Linked DNA regions of Homo sapiens: all the other regions are linked to region 2. The links are chromatin contacts, found by Hi-C or POLR2A ChIA-PET in ENCODE. All regions are on one chromosome and are shown on one strand. Each heading gives the region's core, a stretch centred on a gene start or an enhancer-like site at or near the end of the contact. The rest is flanking DNA. Distances are from core to core; before and after follow the strand shown.

The links. A loop is a pair of places that touch in the nucleus more often than their neighbours do. ChIA-PET counts read pairs that join two places held with the same protein, here RNA polymerase II (POLR2A). Pooled maps may share reads with other maps.
Region 1: a pooled map shows a loop between it and region 2 (11-fold over the local background). The contact joins the promoter of NUP62 here to the promoter of PPP1R15A in region 2. A Hi-C loop is called at or near these places in 2 of 50 pooled maps. POLR2A ChIA-PET finds 5 or more read pairs at or near these places in 2 of 52 experiments (HEK293 and activated B cell).
Region 3: a map of sciatic nerve shows a loop between it and region 2 (26-fold over the local background). The contact joins the enhancer-like site here to the promoter of PPP1R15A in region 2. A Hi-C loop is called at or near these places in 1 of 168 maps with a recorded cell type or tissue (sciatic nerve). POLR2A ChIA-PET finds 5 or more read pairs at or near these places in 1 of 52 experiments (activated CD8-positive, alpha-beta memory T cell).
Region 4: a loop to region 2 is called in a pooled map, with 20 times the contacts of the local background. The contact joins the promoter of NAPA here to the promoter of PPP1R15A in region 2. A Hi-C loop is called at or near these places in 3 of 37 single-sample maps with no recorded cell type and 7 of 50 pooled maps.

Annotation. Positions count from the first base shown.
Region 1 is chr19:49,928,254-49,931,991 of GRCh38, reverse strand. It overlaps NUP62 (nucleoporin 62), which reads left to right and starts at 2,488. Exons shown (of 3, transcript NM_016553.5): 1 at 2,488-2,666. ATF5 (activating transcription factor 5) reads right to left here and starts at 2,787. Exons shown (of 3, transcript NM_001193646.2): 1 at 2,592-2,787; 2 at 964-1,260. The coding sequence starts at 1,141. It also overlaps a transcript of IL4I1 not described here. RefSeq lists silencers at 1,998-2,047, 2,898-2,957.
Region 2 is chr19:48,870,406-48,874,469 of GRCh38, reverse strand. It overlaps PPP1R15A (protein phosphatase 1 regulatory subunit 15A), which reads right to left and starts at 2,049. Exons shown (of 3, transcript NM_014330.5): 1 at 1,819-2,049; 2 at 1-1,245. The coding sequence starts at 1,236. RefSeq lists cis regulatory regions at 1-102, 482-982, 1,142-1,642, 1,829-2,402 and enhancers at 762-811, 656-1,266, 1,192-1,281, 1,942-2,051, 2,162-2,221 and 3 more.
Region 3 is chr19:47,717,672-47,721,813 of GRCh38, reverse strand. EHD2 (EH domain containing 2) reads right to left here. Exons shown (of 6, transcript NM_014601.4): 3 at 3,208-3,305. Among named protein-coding and RNA genes, the nearest start is that of EHD2, 6.3 kb to the right of the region's middle. Within about 2 kb of position 2,658, at least 28 of the 41 ENCODE cell types and tissues checked have a DNase peak (open chromatin) inside an H3K27ac peak, as active enhancers do.
Region 4 is chr19:47,513,675-47,518,014 of GRCh38, reverse strand. It overlaps NAPA (NSF attachment protein alpha), which reads left to right and starts at 2,952. Exons shown (of 11, transcript NM_003827.4): 1 at 2,952-3,172. The coding sequence starts at 3,075. RefSeq lists an enhancer at 2,304-2,573 and a silencer at 2,664-3,003.

The DNA of each region.
Region 1 (3,738 bases), core at 1,239-3,738, 1.1 Mb before region 2:
GAACCAGCCAACCAACCAATGACTCAAGCAACAGTCAACCAAGCATTTCTTCAACCATTCCAACATCTCCTTTACCGAGTACTCTGTATCTGTGGTGTCTCTATTCTCTCTTTTTAAAAGGCAAACTAGATCACATTACACACACAGATACACACGCACATATGCCTTGTTTCATCTTTACTCATTAATTATTGAAAACCCACTATGTGCCAAGCATTTGGGATACAGTAATGAATGAAATGATTCCTGCCTCCTGAGGGCTTCTGCATATACAGTTCCCTCCAACTAAAATGCTCTTCCCTTGGGTGTTTTCCTCATTCCTTCCCTACTTTTTTTTTATTTTAAGGGATAGGGTTTCACTCTGTTGCCCAGGCTGCAGTGCAGTGGCATCATCTTGGCTCACTGCAGCCTAGACCTCCCAGGCTCAAGCGATCCTCCCACCTCAGCCTCCCAAGTAGCTGTGACTACAAGCGTGAGCCACCATGCCTGGCTAATTTTTTTTTTCCTATAGATATGAGGTCTCGCTATGTTGCCCACGTCCTGAACTCCTGGACTAAAGCAATTCTCCCCGCTTGGCCTCCCAAAGTGCTGGGATTACAGGCCATCATGCCTGGCTTCCTTCCCATCATTTATGCCTCAGTCAACATGTTACCTACTTGGAGAAGGTTTTCTGGCTACCCATTCTATATTAGGTCCCCTTTGTCATTTTGTAGCTCAGCTGCTAGGTGTTTTTGACTTATTCCAATACACTCTCATTTAATTTATCTCTGGTCTACTCCCCACAGTGTGAGCTGCTGGAAGGCACAGACCATGTTCTTCTTGTTCCCAGCCGTATCCTCAGCACCTAAAACAGTGCCTGGCACATTGTAGGCACTCAATATTTATTGAATACATGGATGAGTTCTTCCTCCCCCATCTTCCCCTGCCCTCCACTCCCCAGCTCCACCTTCCACCTGCCCTTACCTGCCAGGGGCTCTCCCCCCACTGGAAGCCCGCCCTCCAGGGCTCCCCCAAGGACCTCATAGGGAGCCAGGGGGGCAGGGGCCGGGGGGAGTTTCCCATAGTCTACGAGCCATCCCAGCCCACTAGCTGGGAGCAGGGCCCTGTCCAGCTCCAGCCCCAGGGTCGCCAGGAGTGACATGGCTGTAGCACAGGTGCTGGGCACTGATGGCAACAGGAGAGGCTGCACCAGCAGCTGGCACGAGGCTCTGGAGGATGCTCAGGTGGGCGAAGACAGGCACCAAGGCGAAAGTGGAAGACCTACACGCGTGAGACAAGAGTGGGTGTGGTCAGGACAGCGTCATCCACCGGCCAAAATCAAGGGGAAGCCAAGCCACACCCCCAGGCACGTCCATGAGGCTCCTCCCTCCCCCTTCCAACCACCGTTTAGAACACTAAGCCTCAGCCTCTCCGAATTCTAAATTTGCCCTTTCTTTACCCAAATCTCTGAGCCCCACCCACTCCCAAGGGAATTTCTTTAGGTCCTAAAGTAGGACCGATGCCCCACCCCTTCCCCCAATACAGAAAAAAAAAACCTAAAGGTCTCCCAGGGGAATTACCTTAGGCCCCTCCCATCCACCTCAGAATATTTCGCCTCAAGGAAAAACTCAATCCCAGGGACATTTTCTTCCAGCCACGCCCCTTCCTCTAAAATATTTCCTTTTGGCCCCACTGCCTTCCTAGCTTCCATCCCAAACCAGTTCCCAGGGGAACTGCCCCAGGCCGCAGCCCTTCAGCAATGTTATCCACTCAAATCCCACTCCTCGCTCTGCCGCTGCCCCTCCAAGCCCCGCCCCTCATTGTTTATTTAGCTCCGCCCCTCCCCCGATTCCCCAGAGGCCCCGCCTCTTTGTCACATCGAAACCCCACCCCTCAACTAACGGTTGGTTTAGCCCCGCCCCTTCTCACAATGTGCTTCCGAAATCCCACCCATCGTGACGACAGTGGTTCTATCCCCACCCACTTAGAGGGTTGCCTCTGGGTCCCGCCTTCTGCCCTGTCAATCTAAGCCAGTCCCCGCCTCAGCAGGTGCCTGGTTTAAAAGGAAGGAAGCTGGGCTGTGAGCCAGAGCAACGTGGGGCAGGGAGGGTGGAGGAGGGTAGAGGGGGCACGCGGAGAACGGCTACCCGAACGCCACCCGTCCACACGCGGCTCTGCGCCGAGGGCCAAGGCGCATGCTACGTCGCCCGAGCGGTCCAATTGCCTTTACACCTCCGCCCTCTTGGGGATCAATGCGCATGTGCGGCCATTCAGGGTCCGCAGCTCTTTCACTACGGGGCACTGGTGGGCTACTGCGCAGGAACAACCAAGCACGAAGAATCGTTTAGAAAAAAAAAAAACACACCCTCCCCTGGAGTGCTCAGGCCCAGCTGCACGCGGGCTGACAAACATCGAGTCTAGAACTCTCCCACCCGGCCCCGGGCCCAGTGCGCATGCGCAGCCGCGCGCCTTCGGCCCACCGTACTACTTCTGCGCCTGCGCGACCGTGATTCCCCGCTCGCGACTCCCCACCCCCCAGGGCTCCCTAAAGAGGGCCACGAGCTGCGAAAGGGCGGGAAAGGCAGTTGGAGAAGAGGTAAGCGGTTACTCACTCCATGGCTGCAGCAAGGAGAGGCGGCGGCGGCCTCGGCTGAAGAAAGAAGGTGGGAGCGGAGAGCGCAGGCGTGGTGAGCGCGGAGACGGGCCGGGGGCACAAAGGGGTCGAGGCTACAGAGCCATGGCCGGGGCTACGCAGGCAGAGGCGGCGACACTGTAGTGAGAAGAGACTGTGATCCGAGGACAGGGAATGAGGCGGCCCCGGGGACTGGGGACAGATATATACTGGGTGGCGGAGCACGGCCCTCCCGGATCCTTCCGCGCCCCGCCCTCGCGCGGCCCCAACCGGGAGGCAGCCGGGTCCCCTCCTCCTGGGGATCAGGGGATCCGAGCCTTTCCTTCCCACTCCTAGGGTCCGGGACCCTCCTCCCTCTCAGCTGGGGATCCGACCTCTTCCCTCTGAGCCGGGGATCCAGCCCTCTCCTTGTGGCTCCGGGGTCTGGTTTCCTCCTCCTGACTCTAAGCTCTGGTTTCTTTCTCTTTCTGCCTCTGAGGTCTGGGCCTGCTTCCTCCTGTGATTTTGAGGATCCAGCCTCATTCTCTTCCCGCAGACCTGCACCAGTTCATTTCTCTTTCCCTTTCCTTGCTTGCAGAATTTCCTGCCAGTCACTTTTCACTTCTTCATCCCCCAGCTGCTGACTCTGAGAAACCCTCGTGGGTTAGAGTCCAGCATGAGTCACAGCACTCTCCCAAATACAGACCTGCCAGGATGGCCTCGGGCAAATAACTTAAGTTCTCTTACTTCATTTCCCTATCTGTAAAATAAGAAAAATCAACTCGCCTGGTGGGTTTATGAGACTCAAATAAGACGATGTCTGGCAAGCCTTATGCACAGAGCTCAACTCATACATTCCTGTTCAACTGTTTTTTTTTTTTGAGACGGAGTCTCTCCGTCTCTGTCGCCCAGGCTGGAGTGCAGTGGCGCGATCTCGGCTCACTGCAAACTCCGCCTCCCAGGTTCACGCCATTCTCCTGCCTCAGCCTCCCGAGTAGCTGGGACTACAGGCGCCCGCCACCACGCCCGGCTAATTTTTTGTATTTTTAGTAGAGACGGGGTTTCACTGTGTTAGCCAGGATGGTCTCAATTTCCTGGCCTCGTGATCCGCCCGCCTCGGCCTCCCAAAGTGCTGGGATTACAGGCGT
Region 2 (4,064 bases), core at 800-3,299:
ATCCTCGGCTGATCCTGTATCACTGTCCTCATCTTCCTCCTCCTCTGTGTCCTCTCCTGGCTGATAGACCCAGGACTTCAAGAAGACACCTGTAGCAGGAGTGGAAGAGGAAGCCTCAGCTTCTCCCTCTTCCTCATCTGATCCAGAGTCACTGTCCTCATCTTCTTCCTCATCTTCCTCTTCCTCTGTGTCCTCTCCTGGCCAATACACCCAGGCCTTCAGGAAGGCACTTGGTGGGGGGATGCAGGGAGGACACTCAGCTTCTCCATCCTTCTCAGCTGCCCCCAAAGCCTTGACCTCACCCTCCTCTTCATCACTGGGTTGGCACCACCAGGACTTGAGCTGGGGCCTCTGGGCTGGGGCTGAGGATTGCGGCCCTGGGGCAGCTTCTCCTTTCCCAGTTTCTTTGTGTGCCTTTTCCTCCTTCTCCTCGGACGCCTCTCCTGAACGATACTCCCAGGACCTGGGGTCGGAGCCTGAAGATCGGGGGGACACGGAGGTCTTCCTGGCTCCTTTACTTCTTTCTGTTCTTTTATCCTCCGTGGCTTGATTCTCTTCCTCCCCTGGGCAAGACACCCAAGTGCTGGGCTTGGATCCTGGAGACAAGGCAGAAGTAGAGGTTCTGTGAGCTTCTTTCTTTACAGCTTCTTCATCGTCCTCCTCCTCCACGGCTGGACAACACTCCCGGTGTGATGGTGGATAAGAGAACTTGTTAACTCCCTCCTCTTCAGCAACTCCCTCTTCCTCGGCTTTCTCCTCCCCTGGGTTCTTATCAGAACCTTGCAGTGTCCTTATCAGAAGGCTGGGAGACAGGGGAGCACGCTGGCCATCTGCAAATTGACTTCCCTGCCCTCTAGGGACACTGGTTGCCTCTCGCTCACCATACATGCCATCATCATCATCCAAAAGTCCCCAGGCTTCAGGAAGGGAACTGCTGGTTTTCAGCCCCAGTGTTTCTCTGTCCTCTCCAGGGCCTCCACTGTCTTCAGCCTCCTCTTCAGGGCGTCTGCCCCAAGGGGTATGGGGGATTGCCAGAGGAGTCCTAGCTTCTCCCTCCAGGCCAGCTTCTACCAGAGCTGCTCCTTTTACTGCTTCCACCAGCCAGGGCTCTAGAGGTCCCAGGCCCCTCAGGCGGCTCCAGGCGCGGCTGAGGAGGCCCATCACTGGGGACAGGAGGAAGAAAGGGTGGGCATCCCTCCACGGGGTAGCCTGATGGGGTGCTTGGCCTGGGGCCATGTGTCTGGGCTGGAAAAGGGGGAGAAAAAAATAAAGTTTAGGGGCCATTTAGAGGATGGCATCCGGGCGTGACTATGAGTCATAGCAACGGAAATAGTAACACAACTATTGTAAATAGCAACGCGAGAGTCCCAAATTCCTTTCTGATCTCGGCCACGCCCATCTCTGTCCCTTGGCTCTGTTCTTATCTCTCAATAGCCAGGAGTCTGAGCCCCTAGTTCTGCCTTAGATCCAAGGGTCCAAGCCCCCAGCCCTCTCTTTCTTCAGACGCAGAACTCCCAGTCCCAAGAACCAAGAACAAAAGTCTTTACTTGCTTCCCTTGGCGACAAAGTCATAGTCCCTAGCTCTCTCATTCTGCTGAAGATTGACAAATCAAACCCTCACACCCTCCTCCCTCGCAGACTGAAACATTCTGACCCGACCCCCTACTTGGCAGATGATTCCTTCACGGGGGACCCAAGAATCTGGCTTCCAGATCCCTCCTCCCTCAGGCTCAGGACTCCAGGCTCCCAACCCCTTCTCCTTTCTAAATCCGGGCCCCCAGCCCCGTGGGGACCCAGGCGTTCCGACCCCTTACTCACCGGCTGGGAGCTGCGCGTCACCCCGGGGGCAGGAGCGCCGGTTCGGTCTGCCAGAAGCGATCACAGGTCCGGACGGTTAGGGAGGCCAGCGCGTTCATCTCACCCTCAGGCGTCGGGCTCCGAGTAACTCAGAGTATCTCCGGCTGCCTCAAGTGCCGTGGCGACAAGCGGGCGCGGGGTCGTGCAGCGTCTTGCATAAGATCAACAACTGGGATGGGAACCGATAAGAGCAACGAACACAATGGCCACTAGGCTTTTATAGCCTACCGCGCCCGGCGTGCTGACGTCACGAAGAGAGGCGGGGTTTCGAGACCGCAACCCGAAGGGTGGGAAGTGGAAGTAAGACAGGACTTCTCGCGGAGATTCCAGCTTTTGCAACGTCACGGCGGAGTTTCCGAGCGTGACCACGCCCCTCCAACAAACGAACTGTCAATCAAATGCGTGGCCCTGCTTCAACAGCGAGCCAGTTCTCTCTCAGCTCAGGGTCAATGCCTTCCCACCCCAATTTATTTATTTATTTAGTTAGTTATTTTGAGGCGGAGTTTTGCTCTTGTTGCTCAGGCTGGAATGCAAAGGGGCGATCTCGGCTCACCGCAACCTCCGCCTTCGGGGTTCAAGCGATTCTCCTGCCTCAGCATCCCGAGTATCTGGGATTGCAGGCATGTGCCGCCACGCCCGGCTAATTTTGTATTTGTTTAGTAGAGACGTAGTTTCTCCATGTTGGTCAGGCTGGTCTGGAACTCCCGACGTCAGGGGATCCTCCCGCCTTGGCCTCCCAAAGTGCTGGGATTGCAGGCATGTGCCGCCACGCCCGGCTAATTTTGTATTTGTTTAGTAGAGACGTAGTTTCTCCATGTTGGTCAGGCTGGTCTGGAACTCCCGACGTCAGGGGATCCTCCCGCCTTGGCCTCCCAAAGTGCTGGGATTACAGGCGTGAGTCACCGCGCCCGGCCTATTTATTTATTTATTTATTCATTATTTATTTTTCTGAGACGGGATTTCACCATGTTTGCTAGGCTGGTCTCGAACTCCTGACCTCAGGTGTTCTGCCTGCCTTGGCCTCCCAAAGTGCTGGGATTGCAGGCGTGAGCCACCACTCCAGGCCTATTTATTTATTTGTTATTTTTTATTTTTTTATTTTTTTTTGAGATGGAGTCTCGCTCTGTCACCGAGGCTGGAGTGCAATGGCGTGATCTCGGCTCACTGCAACCTCCATCTTCCGGGTTCAAGCGATTCTCCCTCTTCAGCCTCCGAGTAGCTGGGATTACAGGCACGCACTACCACACTCAGCTAATTTTTTGTATTTTTAGTAGAGACAGTGTTTCGCCATGTTGCCCAGGCTGTTCTCGAACTCCTGAGCTCAGGCAGTCTGCCTGCCTCGGCTTCCCAAAGTGTTAGGATTATAGGCGTGAGCTACTGCACCCAGCCTATTTATTTTTTGAGTAGGCGTCTCACTCTGTCGCCCAGGCTGGAGTTCAGTGGCGCCATCTCGGTTCACTGCAACCTCCACCTCCTGGGTTCCAGCGATTCTCCTGCCTGAGCCTCTGGAGTAGCTGGGATTACAGGCATGTGCCACAATGCCTGGGTAATTTTTGTATTTTTAGTAGAGACAGTGTTTCGCCATGTTGACCAGGCAGGTCTTTTTTTTTTTTTTTTTTTTTGAGACGGAGTCTTGCTCTGTCGCCCAGGCTGGAGTGCAGTGGCACGATCTTGGCTCACTGCAAGCTCCTCCTCCCTGGTTCTCGCCATTCTCCTGCCTCAGCCTCCCTAGTAGCTGGGACTACAGGTGCCCACCACCACGCCCGGCTAATTTTTTTTGTATTCTTAGTAGAGACGGGGTTTTTCACCGTGTTAACCAGGATGGTCTCGATCTCCTGACCTTGTGATCCACCCGCCTCGGCCTCCCAAAGTGCTGGGATTACAGGTGTGAGCCACCGCACCCGGCCGACCAGGCTGGTCTTGAACTCCTGACCTCAGGTGATCTGCCCGCCTTGGCTTCCCAAAGTGCTGGAATTACAGTTGTGATCCACTGTGCCTGGCCTCCTACCCCAATTTAGCCCACAGGCCCCAGCCTAGAGTCTCCCATTTTCTTTTTTTTTTCTTTTCTTTCTTTTTTCTTTTTCTTTCTTTTTTTTTTTTTTTTTTTGAGACGGTGTCTCACTCTGTCACCCAGGCTGGAGTGCAATGGCATGATCTTGGCTCACTGCAACCTCCGCCTCCCGGGTTCAAGCAATTCTCCTGCCTCA
Region 3 (4,142 bases), core at 1,409-3,908, 1.2 Mb after region 2:
AGGGTTTCACCATGTTGCCCAGGCTGGTCTCGAACTCCTGACCTCAGGTAATCTGCCCACCTTGGCCTCTCAAACTGCTGGGATTACAGGCGTGAACCACTGCGCCCAGCCCATTATTCCCATTTTGCAGGTAAGAAAACTGAGGCAAAGAGAGGTTAAGTGGCTTGCCTAAGGTCCCACAGTTTAAAAGCAGCAGAAAATAGGCTGGGCGGTGGCTCATGCCTGTAATCCCAACACTTTGGGAGGCCGAGGTGGGTGGATCACGAGGTCAGGAGTTCAAGACCTGCCTGGCTAAGACGGCGAAACCCCGTCTCTACTAAAAATACAAAAAAATTAGCCGGGCATGGTGGCAGGCGCCTGTAATCCCAGCTACTCCGGAGGCTGAGGCAGAGAATTGCTTGAACCCAGGAGGCGGAGGTTGCAGCGAGCCGAGGTCGCACCACTGCACTCCAGCCTGGAAGACAGAGTAAGACTCCATCTCAAAAAAAAAAAAGTAGCATAACATAAATAAATAAAAGTAGCAGAGCCCAGATTTGAGGGCTTTACTATGCTACAATCACACATGCGTGTGTTCACACATCTTACATGCAGAGGCAGCCACACACATGAGCTCGCATACACACACACACACACACACACACACACACACCCCCAGTAGCACATCCAGACACAAACATAGCCAATTACTACAAGATGCAGGCTCCCAGACATACCCGTGTTCACAATCTGGGACCTACACAGATGTTTGTGGTCACACAATCACAAAGATAATGTGAGATGCACACACGGCATAGACACAGAGACCTGCACGAACACACAGGTACAGAGGCACACATGCATGCACACCCACACAGACACAGTCGCACACACATAACCTCCCATGCCCTCCCAAATCCAAAGGCACACACACAGACGTAATCACACACAGTTACACAAAAGATGCACTCCTGCACACACACACATTCTCACATACACAACACCACACAGAAGCACACAACTGTATCCGGAGATACAATCACAGGTAGTCACACACAGTCCCACAAAATCCCCGCAGCCCTGACCGCCCCATGCAGCCACACAAAGTCACACACAGCCCACAGCCCAGATACACATATATGCCTAGACCATCTCACACACAGGCACACAATGTCAGACTCACACCTACAATGATACACACTAAATCCACATAGACACATAGACAAAAGTTGCCCTTTATGTCTGTCTCTCTCACACACACACGTCACAATATAACAGTATATAGGGACAGAATCAGTTGCACACTATCCCACAAAGTCTCTCATAGCCCTACACAGCCCTTCAGAGTCACACAAAGTCATCCAGCAGGCCGGGCATGGTGGCTCACACCTGTAATCCCAGCACTTTGGGAGGCCAAGGCAGGAGGATCACCTGAGGTCAGGAGTTCGAGACCAGCCTGGCCAACATGGTGAAATCCCGTCTCTACTAAAAAAAAATACAAAAATTAGCCGGACATGGGTGCGGCGGGCGCCTGTAGTCCTGGCTACTCAGGAGGCTGAGGCAGCAGAGCCACTTGAACTCGGGAGGCAAAGGTTGCAGTGAGCCGAGATCGCGCCACTCCACTCCAGCCTGGGCGACAGAGTGAGACTCTGTCTCAAAAACAAACAAAACAAAGTCTTCCAGCCACAATTATAGGCACATGCGCACACACACACACACACACAGAGGCATGTACACAATTCAAAGTCATACAACCTCAGAGCCATGGCCACAATGAGGCACGTCCACTGCTATACACAAATGCGTGGAACCACCACACCCAGGAGTACACTCATAATGACACACTTTCCCAAGATATACACAAAGTCACACACACACACACACACACACATATACACACCAACAGCTGGACACTCTCTCCTCCTCTTCCTCTATCCTCAAGGCCAGGGAGGGAGACCCCGTTCCCCACTCCCCCACCACCCATGGCCTTTGAACCCCCCTGCCGGCACCCCTGCCCTGGCTGAGAGAGCCTCTCCCTCCCGCTGTCCCAGGTCCAGGCCCTGGGGTGGGAGCCCCAGGAATTCCTCCCCCTCAGCTGGCAGCGTGTCCTCCCAATCGTTTCTGCAGCTGCCTCCTGCCTTTCTCCCGTGGGGCCTCTGGACGGCAGCCAGAGACATGGTCACCCCCAGCGTCCCCACCCCACCCCAGGCCCAGCCTTCTCGCCAGGGCCTCCCATCCTCTCTGCCCCACATAGCAGCCTCCTTTGCCCCAGTTCTGGGCCTCCAAGGCCATGGGGGGTGGGGGACACAGATCTGTGGGGCTGGGGGACCACAGATGCTGAGCTGGGCTGGGCAGGGGTGGTGAGGGCTCAGCACGCCCGGAGGCCCCGGCTGGAATCCACCCCCCGCCACTCTCCTTGCACAGCTGTTTATAAATTCCAGGCCTGGCCTTGGCCCCCACCCAGATTCCCTTCCCATCCCCTTCTCGGCCCCATCTGTGGCCCAGACGCAGAGCCAGGAGCTCGCAGGGCCCAGCCTCCCCTGCCCGGGCTCTGCCTCCCCTGCCCAGGCTCTGCCTCATCTCCAGGCCTTGTGTCTCCCTGCGTCGCTGTCTCACTGCCTCGGAATCCCTGTCCCTCTTCATCTCTCCCTTCCCATCCTTCCTGCCTGCCCAGACGTGCGGCTCCTGCCCGCTCCCACCACGTGGTCACCCACACACCTCCCCCACCCATCAATGCGAGCCAGCATGGAGCAGTCACAGCTTCCACTAGCTCCCTGCGGCTGCCCCGCCAGCCAGGGCCAGAGGACACAGGCCCAAGTCCCAGCGGAGACACCGCCCCTCCTCCTCTAGACCCAGGAGTCCAGACCCCAGGCCCTCCTACCTCAGACCCAGGAGTCCAGGCCCAGCCCCTCTCCCTCAGACCCAGGAGTCCAGGCCCCAGCTCCTCCTCCCTCAGACCCAGGAGTCCAGACCCCAGTCCCTCCTCCCTCAGACCCAGGAGTCCAGGCCCCCAGCCCCTCCTCCCTCAGACCCAGGAGTCTGGGCCCAGCCCCTCCTCCCTCAGATCCAGGAGTCCAGACCCCAGCCCCTCCTCCCTCAGACCCAGGAGTCCAGACCCCAGCCCCTCCTCCCTCAGACCCAGGAGTCCGGGCCCAGTCCCTCCTCCCTCAGACCCAGGAGTCCAGGCCCCAGCCCCTCCTCCCTCAGACCCCAGGGTCTGGCCCCACTCACCGCGGCTCACTCTCTGCTTGGCACCCGACAGGATACCCGGGGTGTCGATGATGCTGATGCTCTCCAGGACCTGATTAGGGAGCTGGGCACACATGAACCTGGGGGCAGAGGGAGGGTCAGGGGTCAACAGGGAAGGACAGAAGGAGGGAAAACACGAAGAAAACATGAAGAGGGACTCGGGACCGCATGGCAAAGCATCCTTTATGGGCGAAGAAAGACACCGGACAGAAAAAGGGCAACCAGGACCATCTCAGAGTTATAACCAGCCACAGCTCATGTTCAGTGAGCACTTAATTTGTGCCAGGTACTGTTCTTTTTTTTTTTTTTTTTTTTGAGACAGAGTTTTGCTGTTGTCGCCCAGGCTGGAGTGCAATGGCACTATCTCAGCTCACTGCAACCTCCGCCTCCCGAGTTCAAGTGATTCTCCTGCCTAAGCCTCCCGAGTAGCTGGGATTACAGGTGGGCACCACCTCACCCAGCTAATTTTTGTATTTTTAGTAGAGACGGGGTTTCACCATGTTGGCCAGGCTGGTCTCAAACTTCTGGCCTCAAGTGATCTGCCCGCCTCAGCCTCCCAAAGTGCTGGGATTACAGGCGTGAGACACTGCGCCCGGCCACCAGGTGCTATTCCAAGTCCTCACAGCAACCATGGCATAGAGACCATGGTGATCCTGATCCCTTTTTTTTTTTTTTTTTTTTTAGACAGAGTCTCGCTCTGTTGCCCAGGCTGGAATGCAGTGGCACGGTCTCGGCTTACTGCAACCTCCGCCTCCCAGGTTTAAGCAATTCTTCTGCCTCAGCCTCCCGAGTAGCTGGGATTACAGGCACGAACCACCACACCCAGCTAATTTTTTGTGTTTTTGGTAGAGACGGGGTTTCACCATGTTGGCCAGGCTGGTCTCCAACTCCTGGCCTCAAGTGATCTACCTGCCTTG
Region 4 (4,340 bases), core at 1,703-4,202, 1.4 Mb after region 2:
GATAGGATCTTGCTTTTTGCCTAGGTTGGTCCTTAACTCCTAGGCTCAAGCGGTCCTCCCGCCTTGGTCTCCCAGAGTGTTGGGATTACAGGCATGAACCACCAGGTCTGGCTGCATCCTAATTATATAGGGTTCTGTTTTTTAAAAATGCAGATTCCTGTGACCCACCACAGACTCAGAATTGGAACCATTGTGGGTACGGCCTTGGAAACTGTTTTATTTAAAGAAGATTTTTAGGATAGTTTTAGATTTGTAGAAAAACTGCAATGACAGCAAAAAAAAATTCCCACATACCCCAGTTTCCCCTATGATTAACATCTTATATTAGAATGGTACATTTATTACCACGTATGAACCAGTATGGCACAATATTATTAACTAAACTTCATAGTTTATTTAGATTTCCTTAGTGTTTTTGTTTGTTTTGAGATGGAGTCTCACTCTGTCACCCAGGCTGTAGCACAGTGGCACAATCTCGGCTCACCACAACCTCCACCTCCTGGGTTCAAGCAATTCTGCTTCAGCTTCCTGAGTAGCTGGGACTATAGGCGCCCTCCACCAGGCCCAGCTAATGTTTGTATTTTTAGTAGAGACAGTGTTTCTCCATGTTAGCCAGGCTGGTCTGGAACTCCTGACCTCAGGTGATCCACCCGCCTCAGCCTCTCAAAGTGGTGGGATTACAGGTATGAGCCACCGCACCCGGCCAATTTCCTTGGTTTTTTAACTCAATGCCCTTCTGTTCCAGGATCCCACCGAAGGTAAGACATTACATTTAGCAGTCACGTCTCCTTGGCTGTGATGGTTTCTCAGGCTTTCCTTGTTTTGATGACTTGACAGTGTTATTTGTTTGAGACGGAGTCTCCCTCTTGTCCCCCAGGCTGGAGTGCAGTGAGGCAATCTCCGCTCACTGCAACCTCCACCTCCAGGGTACAAGTGATCCTCCTGCCTCAGCCTCCCAAGTAGCTGTGATTACAGGCATGCACCACCTCACCGGGCTAAGTTTTTTGTATTTTCAGTAGCGACGGGGTTTCCCCATGTTGGACAGGCTGGTCTCAAACTCCTGGCCTCAAGTGATCCTCCTGCCTTGGCCTCCCAAAGTACCAGGACTACAGATGTGACACACTGCACCCACCAACAGTGTTGAGGAGTACTGGGCAAGTATTTTGGAGGATGTGGCTCAACTGGAATTTGTCTAGTGTTTTTTTCATGATTAGATTGAAAGATCCCAGAAGTAAAGAGCCATTTTAATCACATGACTTATCAATGTTGAGGTTAACCTCAATCACCTAGATGTCAATGTCAGGTTTCTCCACTGTAAATTTAGGCTTTTTCTCCCCTTTCTTGTACCCTCTTCTTTGAAAGGAAGTCACTATGCACAGTCCATACTTACAGAATGGGGAGGTATCCTTCACCTTCTTGAGAGCAGAGTATCTACGCAGATTATTTGGAATTCTTCTGCACAAACTATTTGTCTATTCTCCCCCCTTTATTTATTTGTTCTATATTCATCTATATGACCATAGGCTCATGGATACTTTATGTTTGGGATTATAATCCAATACTACTTTATTTTGATGCTCAAATTGTTCCAGCTTTGGCCATTGGGAGTTCTTTCAGTTGGCTCCTTTGGCATACCCCCTAATTTTGTGTGTGAGCACACGTGTGGAATACTTCCTTCCTTTCTGGCACTACAAAGTTATACTGAGGTGAGCTATGATTGTGCTGCTGCACTCCAGCCTGGGCGACAGACCGAGACCCTGTCTCCAAAACCAACAACCCAAAGAGTGAGACCCTGTCTCAGAAACCAGCAACTCAATTTTCTGGGACAGCAGGAGGTGTGTTTGAGCCTAAACTTTTTTTTTTAGAGACAGAGTCTTGCTATGTTGCCCAAGGCGGGACTTGAACTAGACTCAAACTCCTGGGCCCAAGCGATCCTCTCGCCTCCCGAGTAGCTGGGATTATAGGCACGAGACACCGCGCCCATCTTCGAATCTGAATTTTTTTTTAACACGCTCTCTTCAGCTATTTTTTTTTTTTTTCTGAGACTAAGTCTCACTCTGTCGCCCAGGCTGGAGTGCAGTGGCACGATCTCGGCCCGTTGCAACCTCCACCTCCCCGGTTCAAGCGATTCTCCTCTCTCAGCCTCCTCAGTAGCTGGGATTACAGGAGTGTGCCACCACACCCGGTTAATATTTGTATTTTAGTAGAGCGGGGTTTCGCCATGTTGGCCGGGCTGGTCTCAAACTCATGACCTCAAGTGATCCGCCCGCCTCGGCCTCCCAAAGTGCTGGGATTACAGGCGTAAGCCACCGTGCCCGGCCCTCTTCAGCTATTTTTTATGAAACCAGAGTTAGAGAACCTCTTAAGTTTTTGTTTGCAGTCTCTCTTCACCGGTCTCCCCAAAGCAGTTCTAGTACTGGCCGACAGAGGGAGCAAGAAAAAGCAGAACGGTTTCCTTTTCCCACAAACGCCTTTCCAAGTGAAGAAACCGGCGAGACCAGCCGCGGGGGCGGGACTAAGTTCTGCGCAGAACTGTCAAACCCGGGCGTGGGCCCCGAGCTGTCACGTGAGTGTCTGCGGTCAGCTGACTGTGCCAGAGTTCCGCGGGGAGGGCGAGTGGGGGACCCCCCGCCCCAGCGCGAGCCGAGGGCTCCTGCTGATTGGTGGAGGAGGATCCAGCAGCAACACCGTGGGGCGGGGCCTCGGCGGGGGGTACTGCCATTGCCTTCCACAGGGTCACGTGGGAGGTGAGGTACAGAGCGCTGGGGAGAGAGTGGAGCGCCGTTCGCCGGTATGTGCGCATGCGTTGAGGTCTCTTGACGCCGATTGGGGGGTCACGAGTCACGGGCGGCGTGCGGCGGCTGGTGGGGGCGTGTCCGGCGGAGCGGGCGCGGCGTTACGAGGCCGCTGGTTGGCCAGCGCTAGTCACGTGGTTCCTGGCCGCAAGCGACGCGCGCCGGTGCGACGTCAACGCAGCCGGGCGAGTTTTACCGATCTGTGTTCCGCGGCCCGGCCGCGGCTGAGTCTTCCCAGGGTCAGGGTCAGGCGCTTTGCTGAGTCCCTTTGTGGCCGCCATGGACAATTCCGGGAAGGAAGCGGAGGCGATGGCGCTGTTGGCCGAGGCGGAGCGCAAAGTGAAGAACTCGCAGTCCTTCTTCTCTGGCCTCTTTGGGTGAGAACCGGGCTGAGGGGTCGGCCGGGACCTAGGCTGAGAGGACGAAGGAGTCACGCTCGGAGGTGGCGGGTTAGGGCACGCAGAGCTCGGGCCGAGGGGACGGAGAGGAACCTGCAATAAGGTGACATGGCCTGAGGCGGCAGAGGGGACGCAGGCTGAGGGCCAAGAGCCTGGGCCGGGGCAACACGGTTTGAGGAGAGACGGTCTGACATGGCGGAAGGGATTTGGGCTGAGGACACACGGACCGAGGCGACACTATCTTGAGGCGAGGAAGGGGACCCAGGCCGAAGACAGGCCAGCGGGCGGGGGAGAACCTGGACCGAGGGAGTACGTCCTGAAGCCTTGGAGGGGACCGGCCTGGGGGGACGGAGGGAGTCCGGGAGAGAAGCCAGGTCCAGAGGCTTTTCGGAGCTCTAGGGGAGTCTGTTTGAAGGCTCTCAGGCGGCAGTGATGGGGCCTGGGGCTGAGGACGCCTGCCCGAGGGACTGACCTTTTCAACCCCTGGAGCAGTGGATTTGCGTGGGCCCTGGGCGGTGAGGGTGAAGGCTGAAGGGGGCTGACACCAGGCAGAGGGGCTCAGGGCTAGATGATCCTAGGAGCGGTGAGCCGCGTCTGAAGTGTGGGGGGTGCATGGGGTGAGTACGGCCCTGGTTAGCAGTGACTAGTTTAAGGACAGCTGAACGGAGGAACCCGGGATGATGGAGTCAAGACTGTGGAGGTCTCAGCACTTTGGGAGGCCGAGGTGGGCAGATTATCTGAGGCGGGGAGTTCGAGACCAGCCTGGACAACATGGTGAAACCCCGTCTCTACTAAAAATACAAAAGTTATCTGGGCCTGGTGGCGGGTACCTGTAATCCCAGCTACTCGGGAGGCTGGGGCAGGAGAATCACTTGAACCCGGAGGTAGAGGTTGCAGTGAGCCGAGATCGAGCCACTGCACTACAGCCTGGGGGACAGAGCGAGACTCTGTCTCAAAAAAAAAAAAAAAAAAAAAGAAAGAAAGAAAGAAAAAAGCCTGAGGAGGCCTGGGTTGAGGCTGGAGACTCCTGGGTGGGGGAATGCGTGGTGGTGGCTTGGCCAAGGAGATGGAGGGATAACAGGGAGAGACAGGGGGACTGAGAGAACCAAAACGGGGGATCAAATTCCTGCTGTGTGATCCTCGAGTA